2 separate regions of the Homo sapiens genome follow, and region 2 is linked to region 1. Evidence: chromatin loops called from intact Hi-C (ENCODE). Cell type or tissue: mammary epithelial cell. All regions are shown on one strand. Each heading gives the region's core, and the rest is flanking DNA. Links, peaks and the distances in the headings are about the cores only.

Evidence for each region. A loop is a pair of places that touch in the nucleus more often than their neighbours do. Peaks named below come from ENCODE experiments on the same cell type or tissue, not always from the same donor. Only the 100,000 strongest peaks of a DNase experiment are listed, where the experiment ranks them.
Region 2: a loop joins it to region 1, with 10 times the contacts of the local background. A loop is called at or near these places in 3 of 110 quality-filtered maps.

Annotation. Positions count from the first base shown.
Region 1 is chrX:14,962,041-14,967,364 of GRCh38, forward strand. No RefSeq gene overlaps it. Among named protein-coding and RNA genes, the nearest start is that of MOSPD2, 91 kb to the left of the region's middle. In mammary epithelial cell, for the core only: a CTCF peak has its summit at 2,625; DNase peaks (open chromatin) are centred at 2,001 and 2,661; H3K27ac peaks cover 1,504 bases.
Region 2 is chrX:14,712,759-14,715,258 of GRCh38, forward strand. All of the region lies in intron 8 of GLRA2 (glycine receptor alpha 2), which reads left to right. It also overlaps a transcript of FANCB not described here. Among named protein-coding and RNA genes, the nearest start is that of FANCB, 160 kb to the right of the region's middle. In mammary epithelial cell, for the core only: a CTCF peak has its summit at 1,554 (motif pointing left); no DNase peak of the experiment used is centred there.

The sequences.
Region 1 (5,324 bases), core at 1,231-3,730:
AGAACACAGCTAATTTTTTTTTTTTTTTTTTGAGACGGAGTTTCACTCTTTTTGCCCAGGCTGGAGTGCAATGGTATGATCTCGGCTCTCTGCAACCTCCGTCTCCCAGCTTCAAGCGATTCTCCTGCCTCAGCCTCCCTAGTAGCTGGGATTACAGCCATGCACCACCATGCCTGGCTAATTTTGTATTTTTTTAGTAGAGATAGGGTTTCTCCATGATGGCCAGGCTGGTCTTGAACTCCCGACCTCAGGTGATCTGCCCACCTCAGCCTCCCAAAGTGCTGGGATTACAGGCGTAAGTCACCACGCCCAGCCAAAACACAGCTAATTTTTAAGCAATGGCTCTATTACCGTTTTTTTTTTTTTTTTTTTTTGTGAGACAAGGTTTCATTCCTGTCACCCAGGCTGGAGTGCAGTGGCGGGCTTTCAACTCAATACAACCTCTGCCTCCCAGGCTCAAGAAATCCTCCTGCATCAGCCTCCCAAGTAATGGGGACTACAGGCATGCGCCACTCCCCCAGCTAATTTTTGTATTTTTAGTAGAGACGGCCGGTCGGGGGCGGGGGGGATGTTTCGCCATGTTGCCCAGGCTGGTCTCCGACTCCTCCCCTCCAGTGATCTGCCTGCCTCAGCTTCCCAAAGTGTTGAGATTACAGGCATGAGCCACCGCGCCCAGCTCTATTAGCTTTTAATCATGATCAAGTCTCTTTCGTATGGAAAAAAATAAAAAATTCCTTTAATTCCATTTCTATCTCACGTTCACTCCTAGAAACTGCCCCCTTTTCCGTTTCCTTTAAACTAAACTTTGTGTCTGAACTTCTTTCATCATTTACTCATTTCCCAGCACCACTTTTGCCAAAACAACTCTCAATAATGCCATCAGGAACTCCATCCCACAGAAACTTTTCTGCTTCTATCCCTTCCCTGTGGAATACAAAAGAAGCGCCACTATATGGAAGCCTAGACTAACGGTGCCCAATTTCGACTCATTGTGCACTGATCTAAGTAGAAAATAAAGGGAAATTTGAGTACCCACCTACTGTTATATGTTCGGTTATGTATTTATTTTTAAATTATATGCTTATAGTATAGTTTAATATAGTATGTACATTACAAATAAAAGCAAATTTGCAAATTAATATGAAAAAGGTGAAGAAAAATAGATACTAAATGTCTTGCTAATTAGGATGCTTCATATTTTAATTCACTAATATCTTAAACATGATAGATGCTTAACAAGTTCCATTCTTAATCATACTGTATGAAAACCCTTATTTCAGGTAATCTTGATGATTTTAAATTTTTCTTAGCTGATTTTTCATCAGCTTTGATTGATTTTCATTACTCATGTGACTGATGTAAATCTTATTTTCTCTCTGATGCTTGCATTATTAGTATTATCTTATTAATATTATTGTTTACTGGTATCTTTCAAAGCCACTTATACATTTCAGAGATTTAAGTCAGTTACCACTAGATAATACAATCTGTAGACAGACATTTGCAGAGGCCATCTGTCACCATACACTGATAGCAAAAAAATGAAACTAGAGGCACCACTGACCATTCCTCCTCATTGTGGGATTCCAGTACTCTCTCCAGATGTCTCATGGACAGGACAGATGGAAGGAATGAGGGGGCCAGTGTAAGCCCTTATGTGACGTACTAGAAAATCCTGTTTCCCTTCCCTTTTTTTTTTAGAGAACAATAATCTTAAATAGAAGTTTGAATTTTCCCCCTGAACTATGATCTTGAGAAGTGTGTACTCTAATTTGCAAACCTGTAGTCTAAACCAGGGGTAGGCAAACTTTGTAAAGGGCCAGAAAATAACCATTTTCAGCTTTGTGAACCATGCTCTCTTTGTTGCAACTACTCAGCTCTGCTGCTGTAGGGCAGAAACAGCCATAGCCAATACATGAATAAACAAGCACTGTGGTATAATAAGAAATAGATTTGGTCTCTGTCTCCAGTTCCTGCCACAGAGCTCATAAAATCCTTGGAATTTCCTGAGTAATAGGAGTGTCTTTTGTGAGTCATAAAGAGCCCCTTTTAATCAGACCTGAGTTTACTCTAATGAGGTGACTTAGGGTGGGGTCCCTAGATATCCTCAAGATGGGGCTGGTTGGTCACCAGAAAAACCAACTGATTGGAAATTTTACCCCAGCCACAGACTTCTGGGAAGGTGAGGAGGGAGCTGGAGATTAAGCTCTATAAAAACTCTTGAAAAAAGAGATTTGATGAATGTCAGGATTGGTGAACACATCAGGGTACTGGGAGGTTGGTGTACCCAGAGAGGGCACAGAAGCTCCATGTGCCCCCTTACCCCATAACTTGCCCTGTGCATCTCTTCCATCTGGCTCTTCCTGATTTGTATCCTTTATACTAAACTGGTAAACATTAAGTGAAGTGCTTTTTTTTGAGTTCTTTGAGCCACCCTTGCAAATTATCAAACCTGAGGAGTGGGCCGTGGGAATCCTCAATTTATAGCTGGTCGTCCAGAAGTGTGGATGGCTGGACTTGTGACTGGCATTTGAGGTGGGCATAGTCTTATGGGACTGAGCCCTTAACTTGTGGGATTTGACACTAACTCCAGGTAGTGTCAGAATTGAGTTGAATTGTAGGACATCTAGCTGGTGTCCAGAGAATTGCAGAATTATTTGGTGTGGGAAAAAATCCACATATTTGGGGTCAGAAGGGTTGTGTGAGTGTAGAGAAACAGTGTTTTCCCACAAGCATAGCTGTTGTTCCAACATTGCTTTATTTACAAAAGTGGGTGGCAACCAATGTGGCCAATAGCTGTAGTTTGCCCATCTCTTGGTAAGAACAGCAAAAACCCAGATTCTCACAGGGGGAATTTGACACAGAAGAGCCTTGCTCCCAATAATGAAAGAAATAGTACAAGATGACAAATGCTTTTAGGTTCAGAGAATTCTAAATGTTGCTAAGGGTTAGGAAAGCAGGTGCAGGCTTCCAGCTCATTAAATCAAAGCTTTGGAAAGTAAACCACCAGGTCTCAAGATTAGAAAGATTTTCATGGTGTGCATTAGGTTGAACTAGAAGAAAGTGCTGATATTTGACCATTATTGACAAGCAAAAATGGCAACTTCATATGACTGAACTTATTTGCAGAAATAATACTAACGGTTAGGTTTAATTGAGTGCTTACTATATTTTTGACACTGGACCAATATTTTGCATGCATTCTTTTACTTATTTCTTATATCAAATCTGTAAGGTCACTACTATTATTTGCACTTTCCCAATAAGGAAATCAATAGCTGTTTACATACCCTGCCCAGAATCTCACAGCTAGAAAATGCTGGAATAGAAAATACTGTAACTGAACTTAGGCTTATTGAATCAAAAGTCCTTCCTCTTAGCCATCAAAAGTTTTCATGTTTAAAAACAATTTTTTTTTTGTAGAGATGGGTGTCTTGCTATGTTGCCCAGGCTGGTCTTGAACTCCTGACCTCCAGCAATCCTCCCACCTTGGGCTCCCAAAGTGCTGGTGAGCCACTGCTCACAGACATGAGCCACTGCACCTGGCCTGAAAGTAATCACTTTGGAAAAGTGAGGTTATGAGTGAAGAAGAAAAAGGGCACAGTATTATTTTGATGCACTATTATACAAATGAGCCAAATATGACCTCTGTATAATATGACCTCTGTATAATGGCCCCTATGTTGACCTCTGTATAATATGACCTTTGTATAATGGCCCCAAATATGACCTCTGTATAATGGCCCCTATGTTGCTTACTTCTTCACAGAGTGCTGAGAGGCTACAAGTGCCAAACTCAAATTCTTATGCATCCAGTTATTTTAAGTATAGCTCTCCACAAGCATATTTTATAGCATATTTTATATCAACTTATATATCTCCATGGTTTTATTTTTATATTTGTATGCAGGAGAATAACTTTATTACAATGATTATTTGCTTTTTTAAAGTTTTTTTAAAATTATACGTTAAGTTCTGGGATACACGTGCAGAACATGCAGGTTTGTTACATAGGTATACACGTGCCATGGTGGTTTGCTGCACCCATCAACCCATCATCTACATTAGGTATTTCTCCTAATGCTATCCCTCCCCTCGCCCCCCACCCCGACAGGTTCCAGTGTGTGCTGTTCCCCTCCCTGTGTCCATGTGTTCTCGTTGTTCAACTCCTACTTATGAGTGAGAACATGCAGTGTTTGGTTTTCTGTTCCTGTGTTACTTTGCTGAGAATGACGGTTTCCAGCTTCATCCATTTCCCTGAAAAGGACATGAACTCATCCTTTTTGTGGCTGCACAGTATTCCATGGTGTATATGTACCGCATTTTCTTTATCCAGTCTATCATTGGTGGACATATGGGTTGGTTCCAAGTCTTTGCTATTGTGAACAGTGCTGCAATAAACATACATGTTCATATGTCTTTATAGTAGAATGATTTATAATCCTTTGGGTATATACCAGTAATGGGATTGCTGGATCAAATGGTATTTCTGGTTCTAGATCCTTGAGGAATCGCCACACTGTCTTCCACAATGGTTGAACTAATTTACACTCCCACCAACAGTGTAAAAGCATTCCTATTTCTCCACATCCTCTCTAGCATCTGTTGTTTCCTGACTTTTTAGTGATCGCCATTCTAACTGGCATGAGATGGTAACTCATTGTGGTTTTGATTTGCATTTCTCTAATGACCAGTGATGATGAGATTTTTTTTTCATATTTTTGTTGGCTGCATAAATGTCTTTTTTTTTTTTTTTTTTTTTTGAGACAGAGTCTCGCACTGTCGCCCAGGCTGGAGCTCAGTGGCATGATCTTGGCTCACTGCAAACTCCACCTCCCAGGTTCAAGTGATTCTCCTTGCCTCAGCCTCCCAAGTAGCTGGGATTACAGGTGCCTGCCACCATGCCCGGATTTTTTTTTTTTGTATTTCTAGTAGGGACAGGGTTTCACTATGTTGGCCAGGCTGGACTCGAACTCCTGACCCTGTGATCCACCTGTCTCAGCCTCCAAAAGTGCTGGGATTACAGGTGTGAGCCACCACGCCCAGCCATAAATGTCTTCTTTTGAGAAGTGTCTGTTCATATCTTTCACCCACTTTTTGATGGGTTTTTTTTTCTTGTAAATTTGCTTAAGTTCTTTGTAGATTCTAGATATTAGCCCTTTGTCAGATGGATAGATTGCAAAAATTTTCTCCCATCCTGTAGGCTGCCTGTTCACTCTGATGATAGTTTCTTTTGCTGTGCAGAAGCTCTTTAGTTTATTTATATCCCATTTGTCAATTTTGGCTTTTCTTGGCATTGCTTTTCGTGTTTTAGTCATGAAGTC
Region 2 (2,500 bases), core at 1-2,500, 250 kb before region 1:
TCACAGAAAAATCTGAGAAGTCACCAGGTCTAGGCACCAAAGTAAGATCATAAAGTGGGAGTCCACAGAAAGGTCTAGCCACCGTGTCTAACAAAGCAGCCTCTTCTGACCCCAATGATTCCCAAAAGTAATAGCCTCTGCTTCCTTTCTGCTTTCCAGATCTTCCAAGTTTCTCTTACTGAAAAATCCTAACCTGCAACCAATCCAGAAGAGAATTCTGGGAAATATAGTTCTTCCCAGCCTTAGGCAGATGCCTAAGGAGTGGTGGTGCCAGATAAACAACAGATAATCCCATACAATAACCACTTTGGCACCAAGTGTGTGGATATATATAGAGAGAGAAGTTGAAGCACGATAAAGATCTAGAGAATTTGGCAGTCAGAATCATCCAAGTTAGTAAACAAGCAAATGCTTGATGTGATTTGTCACTGATGCTGTTATTATTGTTTTGAGTTTAGTAGTGGGTTCATCCCCTAATCACCTGACCCCTCCAGTCTCAACATTCACCTTGCACCCTGAACAGATGGCAAATGATATTAATAATCAAACAGCTCATACTCCAGATGGAAGATGTTCACCTTCATGCTTCTTAGAATTTTGTGTGTCTTTTGAGCACTCTAGCTAGAGCAGAATTGACAGAAACTGCTGTGAAAGAATTTCCATATGCAAGGCATTGCTTCTCTTATGAGGAATTGAAATATCACAGCCATATTATCCATTTCTAAACTACTCTCTAAGGCTACAGATGACATTAAATAAAAACATTTCTGCTTGATAGATTTTGAACAGAAAGCCAAACAACTATTTTTAAACAATTACTTCTAGTCCATTTAAAATGTGGTGCTGTAGGTGAGGTATGATCCAAAGAAGAGTGAAAAATATATTTCACTATAGAAAATTCTATTCAAAATATACATTGAAAAGACAAAGACTTCAGAGTTTGCATGGCCCACAAAGCCTAAAATGTTGACTATCTAGCCCTTTACAGAAAATGTTTGCTGACTCCTGGGCTAGAGGGAGAACAGCAGGAGTTAAGGTCTGAGAGGTAAAGGGGATGTTACAAGGACTTATGAGGAGAACCACTGGAGAGTTTTGAGCTGAAGATGACCTGATTTGACTGGAAATTTAACAGAATCCATTTATTTGCTATGTTGAAAATAGACACTATTGTTGGGAGGACAGGTCTAGAAGCCAGCAGACCATGTAGATGACTACTGCAATAATTCTGGTGGGAATTATCCTGATGAGCCACCAAGGGGTGGCTCAGACCAGCATGTAGTGTTGGAGATGGCAAGAAGTTATTAGGTTCTGGTTTGAAGCTTGAACTGATTCTATTTCCTGGTTTGAAGCTTGAACTGATTCTATTTCCTGATACTAGATATATTGCATAGCCCCACATAGGTGTAGGGGAGGCTAGAATATTCAGACTTTCCACGTACACATTTATGACCAGCCAAAACAGGGGTTCTCAAGTAGGGTTGATTTACTCATCCAGGAGACACTTGGCAATGTCTTGAGACATTTTTGGTGTCACAGTTCAGGGGCGGGGTGCTACTGGCATCTAGTGGGTAAAGGCCATGTAGGCTGCTAAACATCCTGAAATGCAAAGCTCAGTTCCCAAGAACAAATAATTATCTAGCCCCAAGTATCAATATTCCTGCAGGTAAGCAACCTTGAACTAAAGAAAGATCCACCATTATGAGAAGAAATAAAGAATGGGTTTTGGTGGTAACTAGGAGTTGTATAGCCCAACTCAACTCCCTATGCCGCCACCCCAGCCATTTACAGGCTGTGGCAACATCAGTTCCAAGATTTCTGCTCATACCACAACTGAGTTCTGTTTGTTCTCCCCTGCCCATACATTTTCCCCACTACTGGGGGTGAAGTCTGTCATGAATAAGAGGCCCTACTGGCATTTTTAAATGCATGAGGCTTGTAAAAATAACATGTGTGATCAAGGCAATGAAGGTGATGTTGTATAATGATAGCTAAATAGTACAAAGCACCACAGTGCAGGTATTAATTTGTTTTAAGAGATTTATGAAGAGAATATTCCATTAATTAGAATTTTAAGACTTAAAAACGGATGTTTGGTAATTACTATAGATTTACAGGGATTTTGCTTTCCTTGCTAAACCCAAATGAATAGAATATGAGTTCAAATACCCTAATGTTATACAAATACTCCTTAGTCTTTTGCTATGGGTGTTAACTGATAAGATCGAAATTTATTTGGTAAAATATTTGAATATATCTAATATGTATTGACTTTTAACTAGCTTTATTATTTTGAATTGTAAACACATACATAAATGAAAAAAAGTCTTTATATTCTAAAATTTTTGTCTATTCCATTTGTTTTCCTTGCAAATAAGTATGCACTTTCTTTTAAGATTCTTAACAGGGTGAATCTAATTTTCACACTATGTGGCTGCTCACGAGCTTAATACTTGGCCAAAAAAATGGACGGTGTTTCAAAAATAGAAAACCTCAGTTATTG